Linked DNA regions of Mus musculus: region 2 is linked to region 1. The links are chromatin loops, found by intact Hi-C in ENCODE. Cell type or tissue: left cerebral cortex. All regions are shown on one strand.

The links. Hi-C counts contacts between places; a loop is a spot of excess contacts. Peaks named below come from ENCODE experiments on the same cell type or tissue, not always from the same donor. Only the 100,000 strongest peaks of a DNase experiment are listed, where the experiment ranks them.
Region 2: a loop joins it to region 1, with 9 times the contacts of the local background. A loop is called at or near these places in 8 of 42 quality-filtered maps.

The regions. Positions count from the first base shown.
Region 1 is chr6:17,303,624-17,311,623 of GRCm38, forward strand. It overlaps Cav1 (caveolin 1, caveolae protein), which reads left to right and starts at 2,712. Exons shown (of 3, transcript NM_007616.4): 1 at 2,712-2,856; 2 at 4,258-4,422. The coding sequence starts at 2,827. In left cerebral cortex, CTCF peaks have their summits at 2,587 (motif pointing left) and 4,009; DNase peaks (open chromatin) are centred at 2,513, 3,459, 4,077, 4,288 and 1 more place; H3K4me3 peaks cover 2,537 bases; H3K27ac peaks cover 1,786 bases.
Region 2 is chr6:17,166,117-17,174,116 of GRCm38, forward strand. It overlaps Gm4876 (predicted gene 4876), which reads right to left and starts at 5,717. Exons shown (of 3, transcript NR_153844.1): 1 at 5,255-5,717. In left cerebral cortex, no CTCF peak of the experiment used is centred here; DNase peaks (open chromatin) are centred at 4,047, 4,511, 5,711 and 6,012; H3K4me3 peaks cover 1,569 bases; H3K27ac peaks cover 2,270 bases.

The sequences.
Region 1 (8,000 bases):
CAAGCTCTCATAACCCTCCTTACCTCTAATCCATCGCTCCAGCCCTGGATTTTAAATCTTAAGACTATTAGTATTGCTTAACCTTAGGCTTCTAACCAGAGAAGAGAAAAAAGATAGAACTAAACGAAAAGAGGAAAAAGACTCAGTGTCATGAGAATGGGAAAGATAAAGCACGGTAGGAAGATGGGCCTGGAAGAAAGGCAGGGCGAACACAAAAAAAGCAGCTAATTGTTATTTAGCCACAAGCAGATCCTGTGTCCTGGAACTTAACAAGTGCAGTTAGTTGTCAACTTAGAAACAGTTTATTTTCCTCAGGAGTGTTAGTGTATCCAGACATCAGTGTCTTTATGTCTAAGATAGCGGGATTAGATGACCATTACCATGTTTAGTTAAGTATCTCTACTGATGCAGAATCCTCAGGCTTTTAAAGTTGCATCTGACATTCGAAAAATAGCAAATAAATAAACTGTAATACTCATTTCCAGCAAATGATTTAGAGAAAGCTATTAACTTTCCCTCAAGCCCAAAGTCACATGTGTGAATATCAAAGAAAAGGATTATTTATATCACCTATTCACTTAAATCTCATACCTAAGTTAGCAGAGTTAACTTCTCATGGGGTCAGAGTCATTTCTCCCAGTCAGCTGTCACAAGACCTTAAGAACTGTTTCTCTGTAGCATCTGTGTCTTGTTGAGGTGGGTCACCTAAACAGCTATCGTTTTTCTAGTCATTGCGGATTCATCTTGGCATCCAGAGCACTCCCCTAATCTTTATGATTCCAGAGCCGCTGTTGACTTGACTTGGATATGGGCTTTCCCCTGGAGGTGGCTTTCCCTCTGCTGGTTTAGGTAGGCATCCACTGAAGGACCTTTCCAGAACTTCTTTCTGCCGGGAATGCAAGGCAAACTCGTCAGCTTGAAACAATGGGTGGGAACCAGTTTCTACGTTTTTCCCTAGAACAGAATCCTAATGGCCTCGAAGCAAATATCTCTGAAAGACAATGCAGATAGTAGACAAACGATATCCTAAGAGATCTTCAGAGGTAGCTAAGGCAGCTACATGGAACCAGAAGGCCTTTTCTGGCTTACCGTGTAGGTTGACACACGAGTTGATAAAAGATTTTGGAAAAGTAATTTAGTAGAAATAAAACTAAGGAGACTAGCCTTTGAAAAGACCTTTAATCTCATAGGGAACAGCCAGCATAAGTTACCTAACCTTTACCACACCGACTTTCCCCTGCCATTCCTGGTTAAAATTCACCCTTTTATTTTTTAACAACATACTGCTAACCACCCTCATTAGATTAGTATGACAAATGCAAGTGCTGAAATAGCACGCCGTTCCCATTAGCTATGGGTGTCACACCCTGATAAAAATAAATAAATTATTCATAAATAATATATTTATAATTTATAATAAAATGTATTATAAATTTATAATTAATCAAATAATTAATTAACAATTGCTTCCCTATCAGCCGGGGACCCAGGTTACTGGTCTTTTCAGGTCTTCTTTCCAGCTAGATGATCAGTTCTTTCAGGGTTCCATTTTATCTGTTTTCAAGCCCTGGGATTCCTCTTCATCCTTCTCATGAGCCCGTGCTCCTGCTTCTTGGAAACAATTTTAAAAATGTACTCTCTGTCCTTTCCAGTGTGCATTGGGAGTGTTTGCATAGGAATGCTTAGGTAAAAATTTCCTTTCATCCTTGAGGTGGTGGGGAGTAAACTGCTTAGTTACTGTCTCTAATTAGTTACTCTTTCCTTTAGTAAAAAGCAACTATAGTTTATCTTATTTTTCCTTACAATAAGACAAAGGAGGCTGGCCAGCTTTTGAAACTGATATTTTAGTTGTTAACTTAAAAAGAAAAACTACTTTGTCAAAAAATAAAACAAACAAACAAACAAACAAAAAACATTCTCTCACAGTCAAGCACATATTCCTGCGCTTGGATCCTCTATGGCAGAGGATGTAGTTCAGTGGTAGAGTGTTTAATCTCCAGGCAGAATACACAAAGCCCTGGGTTCGAACTCGTCGATCTTGAGCCAAGAAAAAAAAAAAAAACAAAAAAAACAAAAACAAAAACAAAAAACTCTCTAGTAACAAGCTTGAACCTCTAAGTAAAATTTTCTGCAGTTGAAAATACTCAAAGTGCTTATGGTTACTGTATAACCTGCTGGTAGGGATTTCATTTTCTTTATTGCAGAGGCGCCCACACAGATTGCTTCGTTGTGTTTATATTTAAAAAAAAAAAAAATGTTCCCTCAGGTTCCCAGCCATCTCGCTTCTATATCTTTCTCTGTGAAACAAGGAGACAGATCAGTTCTACGTGGGCGAATTGGGAGGGGAGGCAGCTTAGGACAGGGCAGAATTCTTTCTGCAGAGCCGGATGCCCATACTGGGCATCTCTGCAGACTCTTGGGCTCCCTCCACCCCTGCTGAGATGATGCACTGGGAAAACACGCGCTCTCCCCTGGATGCCTCTCTGTAGGTTTATAGCTGGGAAAACGTTGCCTCGAGTCTAAAATATCTGCCCAAACTGCCTAGCTCTGATGAAGGCTTTCTCACAGGCTCTCAGCTCCCCGCCGGCACTCCCCGCCCTCTGCTGCCAGAACCTTGGGGATGTGCCTAGACCCGGCGCAGAGCACGTCCTAGCCAACTGAGAGCAGAACAAACCCCTGGCGAACAGCCAAGAGGCTCCCTCCCAGCCACCGCCCCCCGCCAGCGCCTTTCCCCCCTCTATACAATACAAGATCTTCCTTCCTCAGTTCTCTTAAATCACAGCCCAGGGAAACCTCCTCAGAGCCTGCAGCCAGCCACGCGCCAGCATGTCTGGGGGCAAATACGTAGACTCCGAGGTAGGCTTGGGTGAGGGCTCCAAAGTGCCTGCTTTTGCTATCTTCCACTCCAAATGCTCGGACTGCTTTCCTCGCCCCAGCCCGCTCTCCACCTTCGCGGCACTCGAGCTGGCACCTTGGAGGAATGGGCTGGGTGGGGAGGTGAAAAGCTAGGAATGTCTTAGGGCTTCCTTTTGGAGAGGAGACCAATGGAGCCAAAAGGGGAAAGAAGGAGACCCGGTCTGCCAGACTTAGAAAAGTTTTCCAGATGACACGTTCGCGAGACCCCACTGCGGTCCAGCCCGTACCTACTGGGAGGCTTAGGGCTGCTGCTCAGTGTGTGTGTGTGTGTGTGTGTGTGTGTGTGTGTGTGTGTGTGTGTGTGTGTGTGTGTGTTCGGGGGAAGGAGATTCATTTGGACAGTGTCCCCCCACCCCAACCCCCCAGGAGCCTAAAGTGGCTGGCTTGGGCAGCGGCATGCGTGTATTGCACTTAGCGAAGTTCTCGAGAACTTCAATAGTTTTTTCTGCCCCTGAGAGGCCCGGGCGGGGGGAGTTCCGAGGTGGGGGAAGCCTCCTTCCTCCCTCACAAGTACCACCGCCATTGTCAACTCCTTCTTGGCACTCAGGTGGACTAAACGTGGAGACCCCGGTTCCCAAATAGGGCTACGATTCAGCTTGGAGTAGACAGCCTGAGAGTGATCTAAGTAAGGGTGGGTCAGGCAGTTCTTCAGATGGCATGTCCTCTGGGGCATGGGGGTGGGGGTGACAGGTCTTGGCACATGCCTCAGCCTAAAGAAGTATGTTAGATTGTGAGCCACTTATTCACCCCCACGGCCTAAGAAAAACCAGGGAGTAAAGGTGGGTTTTAAAAGGGGGTAGGGGCTGTGGCAGGTGCAAGGAAGAAGCACGGAGGGACAGTGAAGATGGGACCATTACGTCTGTCAGTTTGGTCCAGAGTGATCTTGATAATGTTGAAAGGGACCTTAGGACAGTGTTAAGGGTTAAGAGAGGGACCACGGAGCAGGTGAGGTTGTGGGGTCATAGGTCTGGCGGAGAGAAGGAATACAGAGGAGGAGGAACGGGAACCCCAGCCCCTGGGCTGGGGAGTCAGGGCCGAGAGCCGTGGGGAGCAGGAGGGCGCATGGGACTTCGCCCTGACCCCTGGCGGCGGGCGCGGGAGGCAGGCGCTCTCTGCCTGGTACCGAGGGGTGTGGTGTCCTCCGCTCCGTCCTCTTAAAAAGCTTGCAGCGCTGGAGTTTTCTGTGTGCAAGCCTTTCCTTCGAGGTTGAAGCTAGCAAAAGTTGTAGCGCCAGGCTACCCCCGCACAGCCAGGCTGACTCTTGACTCTTGTTTTTCTTTCTGAACTTTTCTTCCCACCGCTGTTGCCGCCCTCCCCTGGCTTGGCCGGTTGCCCTCACAGGGACATCTCTACACTGTTCCCATCCGGGAACAGGGCAACATCTACAAGCCCAACAACAAGGCCATGGCAGACGAGGTGACTGAGAAGCAAGTGTATGACGCGCACACCAAGGAGATTGACCTGGTCAACCGCGACCCCAAGCATCTCAACGACGACGTGGTCAAGGTAAGCATGTTGCTGTCTGGGTCCCACAGTGTACTCTCCCAAGCTTTGACAGACAAGCACTCCTTTTTTGAGCTTGGCTGTGTGTGACCCCCTGCGGGTCTGGTGTCAGAAATGTCGCATCTGCCTGCCTCTTCCTGCTGGCAAGTTCAGCAGGAATTTAGCCAGTTGATGTGGGGGGTCCATAGAACCTTAGCCACGAGTGCCCCACCACACACATGCACATTACTTGGGAAGGGAAAATTATTATGGTCCATTGGCAGGTTAAAAGTCCAGTTACAGCTCTTTTCCATGTTGGTAAAATAATTGTGTGAGACTTTGTGCCACTGGTGAATAACAGAATACAGAATGAGCAGATTCTGTCAGCTAAATAATCTAAATGATTAGCATAAAAATATGAAATGAGTGGAACCGATAACATATGCAGATATGTGTACATATTTTGTATGTAGTGTATGTGTGTGTGTGTGTGTGGTGTTTTAACTATAGAAACATGGCACATGTGCAAGGGTAAGCTCATTTACCAAACTGAAAATCATTTCCACCTCTTGACTTCTGGATCCCTCTAGTTAAATGTGTGCGTGTGTGGTGACAGCCAAGGTCAGCCTGCCCTGGGCTAACAGAACTCAAGATTGGTGTTCCATTTTCAAGATGTCCTTGCTGAGATTTAAAATACCTTACTTTCCTGAGTTGTTGGTCAGCATAGACTTGACACAGTGGTCTGTCTGACTTTCATTATCATTTTGCTATTCAACTTTGACCCTTTCAACAATTCTGGCTCAAGGAATTTCTTGTCTGAATCTGAGTGGGTTGAGAAATCCTGGACTCGAGCTGTCCTTGGCAGAGGATTTCCTCTGAGTGGCCTGGAGGGCCAAGGAAAATCCTAGCTTCAGGGGTTCTAACGGAAGACACTGCCCTGCCCTGCCCAGCCCCTGATTCACCATTGAGGAGGTGATGCAGTTTCTACCCACAGCCTTCTATCTATGGATGGGAGGAGCTCCAGTACAGTTTCACCTTTATGAATAATATATTTCAGAGAGAGAGGCTTAATCTACAACTACAGGGAAAGTGTATCTGTCAAAATTGACTCCCTTGGTTTGCTGGTAGAAAAAAAGGAAAATTGGACCATTTTCTCTTGGCCACATTGTGGAATATTTAAAACCAGCAATGAAGGCACCTCATAAATTGGAAGTTAAGATTGCTAAAAAATCCGTTTATTAGCCACACTTCCTTAAAGGGGAAAGAGCAGTTTTCTTTTCACCCTTCTTGTGCTGCGTTGGTCAAAGAGGGAGACTCCAATTATAAAAGCAGATTTCATGATTACAAATTGGCTCCCTTCTATGGAGCCTCCCTGTTGTTGCAATGTGGATTCCCAAGAGCCAGAGAGCCTCCTGAGATGAGTCAGAAAGGCCAGCAGTGTGGATTTGGGTCCCCACACATAGCATGACTAAGTGGAGAGAGAAGGCCCCACTGGGAAAAGAGACTTCAACACAGATGGAAAAAAGGCATAACAGGCTTGGAGGAAATAGCAGTTTACAAAATACTACGTCAAGAGTGAGTGTGGAGCTCCTCAAATTAGAGAAATTAGAAGAGCTAGAGCAATACCTGCCTGCTTGCTCACAGGAGGAGCAAATCCAGAAAGACAGACAGACAAGAAAAAGCTAACCTTGAGAAAAGAATTTAGAAGAATTTAGGCAGATGTCCTGCCCAGGAGGTTATCTTCTGAAAGCATTTGTTTTGCAGAGAGAGACCCAGGCTACCCCTGCTCATAGACTCCTCCCCTCCCCCACAGAACTAGCTAGAAATTTTCCATCATAGAAATCTCTGCTGGACAGTGTCTTGCTAGAGTGTCCCCTGCTCTTCACCGATACCTTCATATCCAGTTGAATAACACAACTAAACAAACCTTCTATGTAGACAAGAAATGAGGCCCAGATTGAAGGTATAAAGAACACCATAGTCCAATTCGTCTCAGTCCTATGTATCAAGTGTGGAGGCATGGAAAGGCCCCAAAGGCTGCATGCTCTACACTTGCACTTCATCAACACAGAGCATGATCACCTAGCCCTCTGGCAACAAGAATATCCATTTCAATATAGAATCGATTGCCAATATAACTGTTTTCATATAGAGGCTTGACACTTCACATAACGGTGTATCTACATATATACAAAATATTATGATTTGAATGTTTTCTTAAGCTTCTTTTACCCAGATAGTTAAACGTTGGATTCACCATTCTTCCTCTGACATTTATAATGTTCATTCATTTGCTCATTACCCATGATTAGAATTCGAAAGTAAAAAAAAAAATGCATTAAAATATATGATCTTATTAATTGCTATTCAGCTTATTACAATGTTGTGATGTGTTAGGCTGGATTTTTATGATTTAGTTTTTAAAATAAGTCCAGCAGATAAAAATATTACTGTTAATACTGCTAATAAAACAAGAAAGATATGTACATATTACAAAAATCTTAATCTTGAACACACACACACACACACACACACACACACACACAGAGCCACAATGGATCCTTTAGTTTTGCCCTGACTACCAAGATACATGTAGCTCTATTATTTGTTTTATTAGCACAATTTATTTACTCTCCCCCACAGGTGGTTTTGTGTTCTCTCTCTCTATCTCCCTCTCTCTCCTGGCATGTAGTAATATGAGGCTCCATTGCACTGTCAACTGCATTGTCATTTTAGAAATAGACTAAATATGTGCTATGCTAAGTCAAAGTAAGTGGTATCGCATATTGCAGAATAAAATGTTCTCAAAAGTGATTGTCACTGATACTGTCAGGAAGATGTCACAGGAAGAGCAGCAGGTAGGTAAAAGATTCCTTAAATCCTTTAATGGAGGGGGTCAAGAGGAGCATGGGATCTGACCTAGGTGGGAGAGCACAGTCTATATGCAGAAGCTTAGGAGGGCAGGAGGGTGCACGGAAGGAGACCAGACTGTTATATATTGTATTTTGAGAATATTCTCTTCCATACCTTCTTACCCTCCATCTTCTCACCCCTCCCTTTCTTTGATCCCCCTAGACACTTCCATATTATTATTTTAAATAAAGTTTGATTACAATTTTTAATTTTTGAGATTATAATTATGCTCCCCTCCCCACTTCCCTTTCCTCCTTCCAGCCCCTCCCATTGTAACCCTTGACTTTTTCTCAGATCCATGGCTGCTTTTTCTTCAAATATATGTGCATATAAATTTCTAAACATAAAAATATAGCCTGCTCTGTCTATATAGTGTTGTCTGTGTATGTTCGCAGGGATATTTGGTATTAGATGATTAACTGGTATGCTGCTACCTGGGGAAGACTGTTTCCCTCACTCTCAGCATTCCTTAGCTGCCTGTAGTTTTTGTCTAGGGTTGAGGCCTTGTGAGTATTTCTATCCCTTAGCATGTCTACCATGTCATCCTTGCTAAGGTCTTGTTTAGGCAGCCATATTGGTGAGGCTTCATGGGTGTTGCTGCTCTGACGTTTCTAGGAAACACAGTGTCACAGCAACCTATGTATTCCTCTGACTCTTCTCATCTTTCCTCCCCCTCTTCCACCACAACC
Region 2 (8,000 bases), 140 kb before region 1:
CCCTGATGCTGTGATATTTTTAAGAAAATATTTCTAGTTTGTAATTGTACTCTTCTGTGGCTTTGGAAGTCCACAGACATTGAAGTTAAGCAGTTTAATATGCTAAGCATTTGTATACCACTCCTTTTGTGGTGTATATAACTTGGGAATCAGTCACATGTGTGCAAAGGCCATAAAAATCAGTCTTGTTGAACAAAGTAGAATATAGCTTCTTTCTTAACTGATGGGCCCATAAATAAGAACAGTTTGTTGTTGTTGCTGCTGCTGCTGTTGTTGCTTAATCATTTGTTTTACCAAAAGTCCCACCACGTTCTGCAGCACAATAATGGCATACTCCGGAATACATCCCAGTCCATGCCACCCTGTCAGCCCCATTTTGGCATGTAAGGGTGATATTTCTCCTCCTTCTCCTCAGGCCAACATGAAGTCTTTCTAGAGATGGGAATAAGAATTCTTGTTATTCCCAAAGGAAGCTCAAGCTCTAACATCATAACTATGCATCGGGCTGTACATCTGTAATCTCACCCAAGGCAGGCTGAGATGGGGATAGCTAGTTCAAGATCATCATCGGCTACACAAGGAGATTCTGATACAGAAGTAGAAGGAAGAGGAGAATGGAGAGAAAGAGTTGGAATGGGAAGAAAGGAGGAAGAAATTAAGAGTGAGGAAGCGGCGGAAGAGGTAGAGATGAGGATGTGGAGGGGAAAGGATATCAGAATGCATGTTATCTTGGGTGTGGATGTGGAAGGGTGAGAAGAAAATATCCATATACTGGATGATGGGAGAACAAAGAGCTAGTACAGAAACTAGTCTGTGCTTTGAGGGAAGGGCACTGTGCCTGGTCATGCTGGATCAGATGTCTCCCACAATATTCTTCCTTGTGATCCTCTCCCAAAGGTCAAGTGCTATTAATACTTCCCTCTAGGCACTGCAGGAAGAATGTGCAAATAGCTGCTTCTCAGAGAAGCACAGTAGATCAGGAGCTCCAAAAGTCCAGGATTTGTTCTACATAGAAATCAGTGTCTAAAGTGCTCCCAGGTTACAGTGGCTGCCTTCAAAGGATGCTAGTAAGTACTTCAAGGAAGTTTAATACACAGGCGAGAGAGGCAGTTATCTTTTGGAAACCAGCAGGTAAGACAGTGTAAATAAAACTTCAACTATCCCTTTGGTTTCATTTATTATACTGATGTACTCAAGACAAGAAGCCCCCAAATAATGCACTTGTGAGTATATATTTTTGTCTAAGGCCTAATGCAAGCCTTGGTCACTAGAGGATAAAGGATACATTAAAGAAACATCTTTACATTGTGGCAAGGAACCAGCTTTCTTCCACACAAAGATTAGCCTGACTCAGTTCAGCTTTACCAAATGCTGACTTTAGGGCATCCATGGGAAACAAAAGTAATTATCATACAAATGGCACTTTGAATTGTCACCAATTGAGACATGATGTTCATTCTTAAATACTCTTAGACAAGTACAATAATCATAGAGAGTCCAAGAACAAGACAGTATCTTAAAGATGTATTGGTTGATTATATGATTTTTAAAAAAAAGGTCTTAAATTCACTACTGTATTTGATTGTAACATCAATTACAGGAATTGGAAAACACAAATGGTATGAGATTAAATTTTTTAGTACCTTTCTCTAAAGTTACCAACATCGATGGTATTGATCTACTAAAGACAATATAAGTGTATTCTACAGTTGTCTAGTTACAAAGGCCAAGCAAGAATTTGAAACTATTTTCCAGCTTCTAGGTTCCTGACATGTTTTCAGATACAAAAAAAACCCCACTTCTTCACCAGTATCAGAAATGTTCTCAGTGGCCCTGGCCCCAGTCAGAATGAGAAGACTACCCAGGAAGGCCATCAGATCTGGGAGTCTTGTATCTGGGACTGAGGCACACCAGGGGATACAGAATGTTTAGTGGTGCTAAAAAAGAAAGATTAGAAAGGGAACTGTTTTGTAAAATCTGGGATCTTCTTGTGTTCAGGACACTGTGTGTGTGTGTGTGTGTGTGTGTGTGTGTGTGTGTGTGTGTGTGTGTGTGTGTGTTTGTGCGCACGTGCAGTGTTGTCCTAAGCACAGTGATGGATGAAAGTCAAGTGAAATCCACTTCTTGCCCTTCAGGAAGTTTCCATAGAAAAGCAACACAACTCTACAGTTAGTGGGTATCTTTTGGGTAGGATGGTAGTAATGCTTACCTGTTCCTATTCACTTTTTCCAAAATTCTCTGTCCACAGACTGTTGTAGGCAGGTAATTAGGTAGCTGCTTGTATTTTATTATTTCTGGCCCACCAACCACATTGATAGTATGGGGGAAAAGCTGCTTGCACAACACATAGTGAGATGGGAAAAACCCTGAAGTTTGGGATTAAAATTTTAAGTCTAAGTCAGTTACTTAGGGATAGATGGTTGCTTTGAGAATAAGTTTTCATATTTGCCAAATATCTTTGTATTTGAAAGGGTTAAATTTAGCTGTATCATTAAACATATGACTAGTCTTATAAGCATCATAGGTGTTGGAATAATTACTATACCTGTTTTATATTTTTCTTAGATTTATTTATAAAGATATGCTCAGCCCTGATGATGTGTGCTATATATATGTCATATATATAGTGTGTGTGTATATGTATGTGTGTATACATATATATGTATATATGTATATATACATGTGTGTGTATACACACACACACACACACACACACACACACACACACACACACATATATATATCATAATTAAAAATCACCGCTCAGCTCCTCAGTCCCTTCTCCAACTCCTCTATCAGTGATCCTGAGCTCAGTCCAGTGGTCGGCTGTGAGAGCATCTGCCTCTGTATTTGTCAGGCACTGGCAGAGCCCCTCAGGAAACAGCTATATCAGGCTCCTGTCTTCAAGCATTTCCCGGCATCCACAATAGCGTCTGGATTTGGTAACTGTATATAGGATGGATCCCCAGGTGGGACAGTCTCTAGATGGCCTTTCCTTCAGTTTCTGCTCCACACTTTGTCTTCATATTTCCTCCAGTTGAGTATTTTGTTCCCCCTTCTAAGAAGCCTTTAAGCATCCACAGAGCAAATATGTCAACCGGCCAGACCCCCTGGAGCTCCCTAGGACCGGACCACTATCCAAAGAGTACACATGGAGGGACCCATGGCTCTGGCCGCATACGTGCCAGAGGATGGTCTTGTTGGATGTCTGTGGGAGGAGTGCTCCTTGGCCCTGGGGGTGTTCAATTCCCCAGTGTAGGGGAGTGCCAGGGCTGGAAGACTGGAGTGGGTGGGTGGGTGGGTGGGGGAGCACCCTCATAGAGGCAGGGGGAGGGGGGATGGGATAGTGCATTTTCAAAGGGGAGATCTGGAAAGGGGAAAACATTTGAAATATAAATAATGAAAATATCCAATAAAAACAAACAAACAAACAAACAAAAACACATAATTAAAGATCACTTTAAGGAGTCTGGATGGATGGTTCACTCAGTGAGGTGTTTCCCATACAAGCATGAGGTCCTGAATTCAGATTCCCGGCACCCAGGAAAAGAGCCAAACATAATGGGATGCCCGTAGAATCACAACGCTGGGGTGCAAACACGAGGATCCCCAGAGTATCTGGCTAGACAGTATGACAGAACAGCTAAGCTCCGTGCTCAGTGAGCGATCTCATTCCAAAAAAGAAAAAAGAAAAAACACCCTAATCGCAACCTCTGCCCTTTGCACACTTATGCGCCCATACAAACAAACACGTACACATACATACGAAAATTCACTACACCTTGCATTAATTAATAACTGAATTCTCCAGTGACGGCAATGAAATGAGAGCAACATTCTGACTTCAAACTCTTTTGTTCAGTAGAGGAGACATGGTCTACTATGTAGCCCTGGCTGGTTGCTCTATAGACCAAGGCAGCCTAGAATTCACAGACAGCCGATTGACTTTCTCCCAAAATCCTTTTTAATGAGTCACACTCTCATTGGTGAGGTTCTCCCGGACTTACAGGATGAAGTTCCAGACAAGACTGCCAACCAGCAAATCGGTGTCAGAGTCTCAGCTCAGACCCCTGCGGGGACAGTGGCTCCTAGTCAAGTGCCCTTCATGGTGACAGTAATTAGTGCCCTGCATCTAGAGATGACAGAATCAACCTTTATGTTAGAGATGGCTCAATGTGACCCAGTTCAGTCACCACATGATTTGCGTTTTGAAAGTTAGTCGATGTACTAATGAGAAAAGTAAGGTGAGTAGTCCTTAAAGTGAAAAAGGCATGCCGATTTTCTGAAAATATGTCTATTAGTCTTCTCTTGCTAAAATCCCAATTACTTCATCAAAATGACTTCTACCAGTCTCCCACCGGTGGCTTAGGAGGCCAGTAGCAGCTTGTGCCGAAGCCACCCGCTCCATACGTCAGGCAGTGTTTGTATATACTCAGCGTATCCAAGCAGGGCCTTTTTAACTTTCCGTGCTGCGGACAGATCTGTACTTTCCTGAACAGCAGCCAGGAAAAATCTTGAAGATTTGGCAGGAACACGGTGGGAAGCCTGGTGCTGCACCAAGCTGCACTAGAGCCCGGGCTTTCTACAGAGGCGGATGAGCAAAATTCCTCCCTTTGTTTCGCTCTCCATAGGAGGACAAATGGAGGCCCCAGATTGCTATCAGGTTCTATTGTGTAAACTCGGGGTTTCCTTTTTTGGCACTGTGGCCCTTATTCTTTTTCAGCTGGAAAACCAATTAGCATTCTTTTTTATATTTAGGTGTTGGTGCCTGGGCCTTAGAACAGCTTTTGGCCATCTGCCCACATGGCCGTGGTCTCTAGGGCAAGGCCTGACAAATTAAGATAAAACCGTTACTTCATGTTTTCCTCCAATGAGAAAACAAAAACTGTTTCCTGCTCTTATTAATTAGATGGCGTCGATGTCCACATATAACAAATAAAGAGGTAGGCATAATCAGGGTGTCAACCCTGAGCCCTTATCTCGCCCCAGGCGGAGTTCCCCTACAAGAATGTGAGAAGGAAGACCTGTCCAGTTAGGACTAAGCTTTTCTTCTCTTGAAAAAAAGAAAGAAAGAGAGAGAGAGAGAGAGAGAGAGAGAGAGAGAGAGAGAGAGAGAGAGAGAGAGAGAGAGAACCTCCAGCCATCCTTACAGTCAACAGAGGCCTCTGTCAAATGGCTTGCCTTTGTTAACTACGGGGTCACCGTTTGTCCTCTGTGGCATTTTTGCCTCACAGGTTTGAGTGGCGTGACTTACCTGGAGGAAGGAACTGTTAGGAGATTCCAGCCCTGACGAGTGGATTAGTCAGAACAGGCAAGAGGGCCCTGCCCATCTGGAACAAAAATAAACAGAACCAAATACTTCTGTATCTTGAAAGGCAAACAAAATGAAGTTCACGTTCCAGGAACATAGTTTACGATTGGAGAAAGCCCTCTCTGGGCCGGTGTGGCTGTCAGAATAGCCAAGCATGTGCAGGAGAGGAAGAAACGAGCTCGGAATTGCCCAGCTCCGAGAAGTGTTCCTCCTGGTAAGCAGCCTTTGCCATGGCAACAACCTAATGCCACAGATCAGAGGAATGCAGTCCTCCAGCGAGCCGACCTCGGCCTGGCAAAGTCTCCCAGATGATGCAAAATATTTAGAAGGGAAATGGGAAAACAAACAGAAAGGGAACACAGCCATGTGGCTACAGAGCGAAGACAAAAATAAGACACACACACACACACACACACACACACACACACACACACACACACACACCAACAGTGCAGGACAGCTACAACAGCGGGCTTGTGTCCCTGGTACTGAATGTCCACCTCTTTGCTAGAAACAGCCCGCGGGATTACTGCTCCCCCTTCAAGTCTGTCTTTGTAAATAGTGGGTAGTGGCATCCCTTAAGAAAAAAAAAATCAATTGAAAGACTTCTTTAAAGGCTCGGTACAGACCATTTTCTTTGCTACAGATTCTATTCTGGAGCTGTATCATTTAACAAAGGGTCTGTGTTCTGACTCATCCGGAAATTTTTTAGCCATTTTTTTTCTTTCTGTTAGGTTCCTGTCACAGGCAGAGAATGGTCATCTGTAATAACCCAAAGGGAGTGACTAGAACATGCCCAGCCACATGTAAGAAAAATGTAATAGACTAGTGTCTAAGGGCCAGAAATTTCCCAGTACCCTGGGCAGGATTGGTTGCACAACCAGATTTGTTAAGACAGTCTCAGCTTAGTTCAGGTTCAATTACAAATGTGCCTCAGTGCTCACAAGAGTTCCTGTTTGGGATAATAAATATCTGATGGTCCTATTCATGCTCAGAGCCCAAGGGTCTGCTAACTACTTCTACTTCACCCCCCAGGAACGTTATTCTGAAGTTCTTCTTTGAAACCTAAATATAATACATAAAGATATAAACCTAAAAGAAATAGGGAAATGACTTGATCACTAAAGTGTTTGCTCTGCTCCCCCTTCAAGTCTTTGCTCTGCAAACATGAGGACCTGAGTTTGGAGTCCCGGGTCCCCATGTAAAACTCTAGTGCCATAGCACATGCCTGCAAACACAGAACTGTGGATGTGTGACTGGAGGCCTCCTGGGGCTCCATCTTTTGCCAGTCTAGCCAAATGGGTTAGTTCCGGGTCCAATGAAGACTTGTCCAAAAGGTAAGTTAGAAAATGAACAGAGAGAGTATCTGGTGTCAACCTTTGCCCTCCACCCACGTGTGTGTTCACATGTGTTCCCCTTACACAACTAAAATACAATAATAAAATGAAGAAGGGTGATAGTTCTCTGATCTCACTAAGAAGAACCTTCAAAGAGATTTGCTTCATCTACAAGAAACACTGGGGACACAATCCCCTCTGCAGGGGCCAGGAGAGAAACTGCCTATTCATCTCCAGGCTGCCTTCAGGAGAAACTGGGAGTTACCCAGGAGGCTACCTACAGACACCCACACAGGCACTTCTCTGTCAGGTGCAGGAAGGCAGGCAGTCCTTTCACAATCAGACACATGGCTGCCTCCTTTTGTGCCTTGCAGCCCAGAAGCGCCTGTGAGAAGTTCATAATGGGAGAGGCTTCAGAGGGTCTATGTTGCCCCCAGCTGCACTGCCATGAGGCTACTATCTGAATTAGAATGGAAACTCTTTGATCTCTTTTATATCTAAGTTTAAACCATGGCCTGGACCCAAAAGGTGGACTAATTTTGGCAACTTCCCCTCTACACTTTTATCTGGAGATGAAAGCGAGGTTTGCAAGCATAAACAGAAGGTGTATTTCCCCGGGCCCAGCAACCAGCATATGAAATAAATGACACTATAGATTCTGGCACTCAGTCAAGCTCTGGCTTCTTCATCTCTGCTGCCTCATTCTCTCACAGCCATTAGGATAATCTCCTTCTATCTTAAACATAAAGATGGTTCAATACCAAAGAACAAACTTCTTGGATTGAGGCACACAGAAGGGATAGAAACTCCATAAGAAGACCAACAGAGTCAACTAACATGGACCTTTGGGGGCTCCCAGAGACTGAACCAATAACTGAAGAACATACATGGGTTGGACCTAGTCCCCTGCCCCACACATATGTAGCACATGTGCAGTTTGGTCTTCGTGAGGGTTCCCCCGCAACTGGAGTGGAGGCTTACCCTGACTCTGTTGCTTGCCTGCTCCCCTAAATGGGGAGTCTTGCCCGGCCTAAGTGGGAAAGGATTTACCTACTCCTGCAGTGACTTGAAGTACTAGAGTGGATTGGTACCCAGAATAGACACCTTCCTTCTCAGAGGTGAAAGGGAGAGGGGATGGGGGGTATTTTTGGGGGGACTAAGAGGAACTGGTGCTTTGATTGGAATGTAAAGTGAATATATCTTCAAGAATAAATATGAAGCAACTTCTTGCAGCAGAGGGAGTGACTTCTCTATTGTCTCGTAAAATTTAAAACATGGGAGCTAGAAAGATTGGTCAGTGGCTAAGAGCACTAGCTCATCTTTCACAGGACCTGGGCTCATTTCTCAGCGCT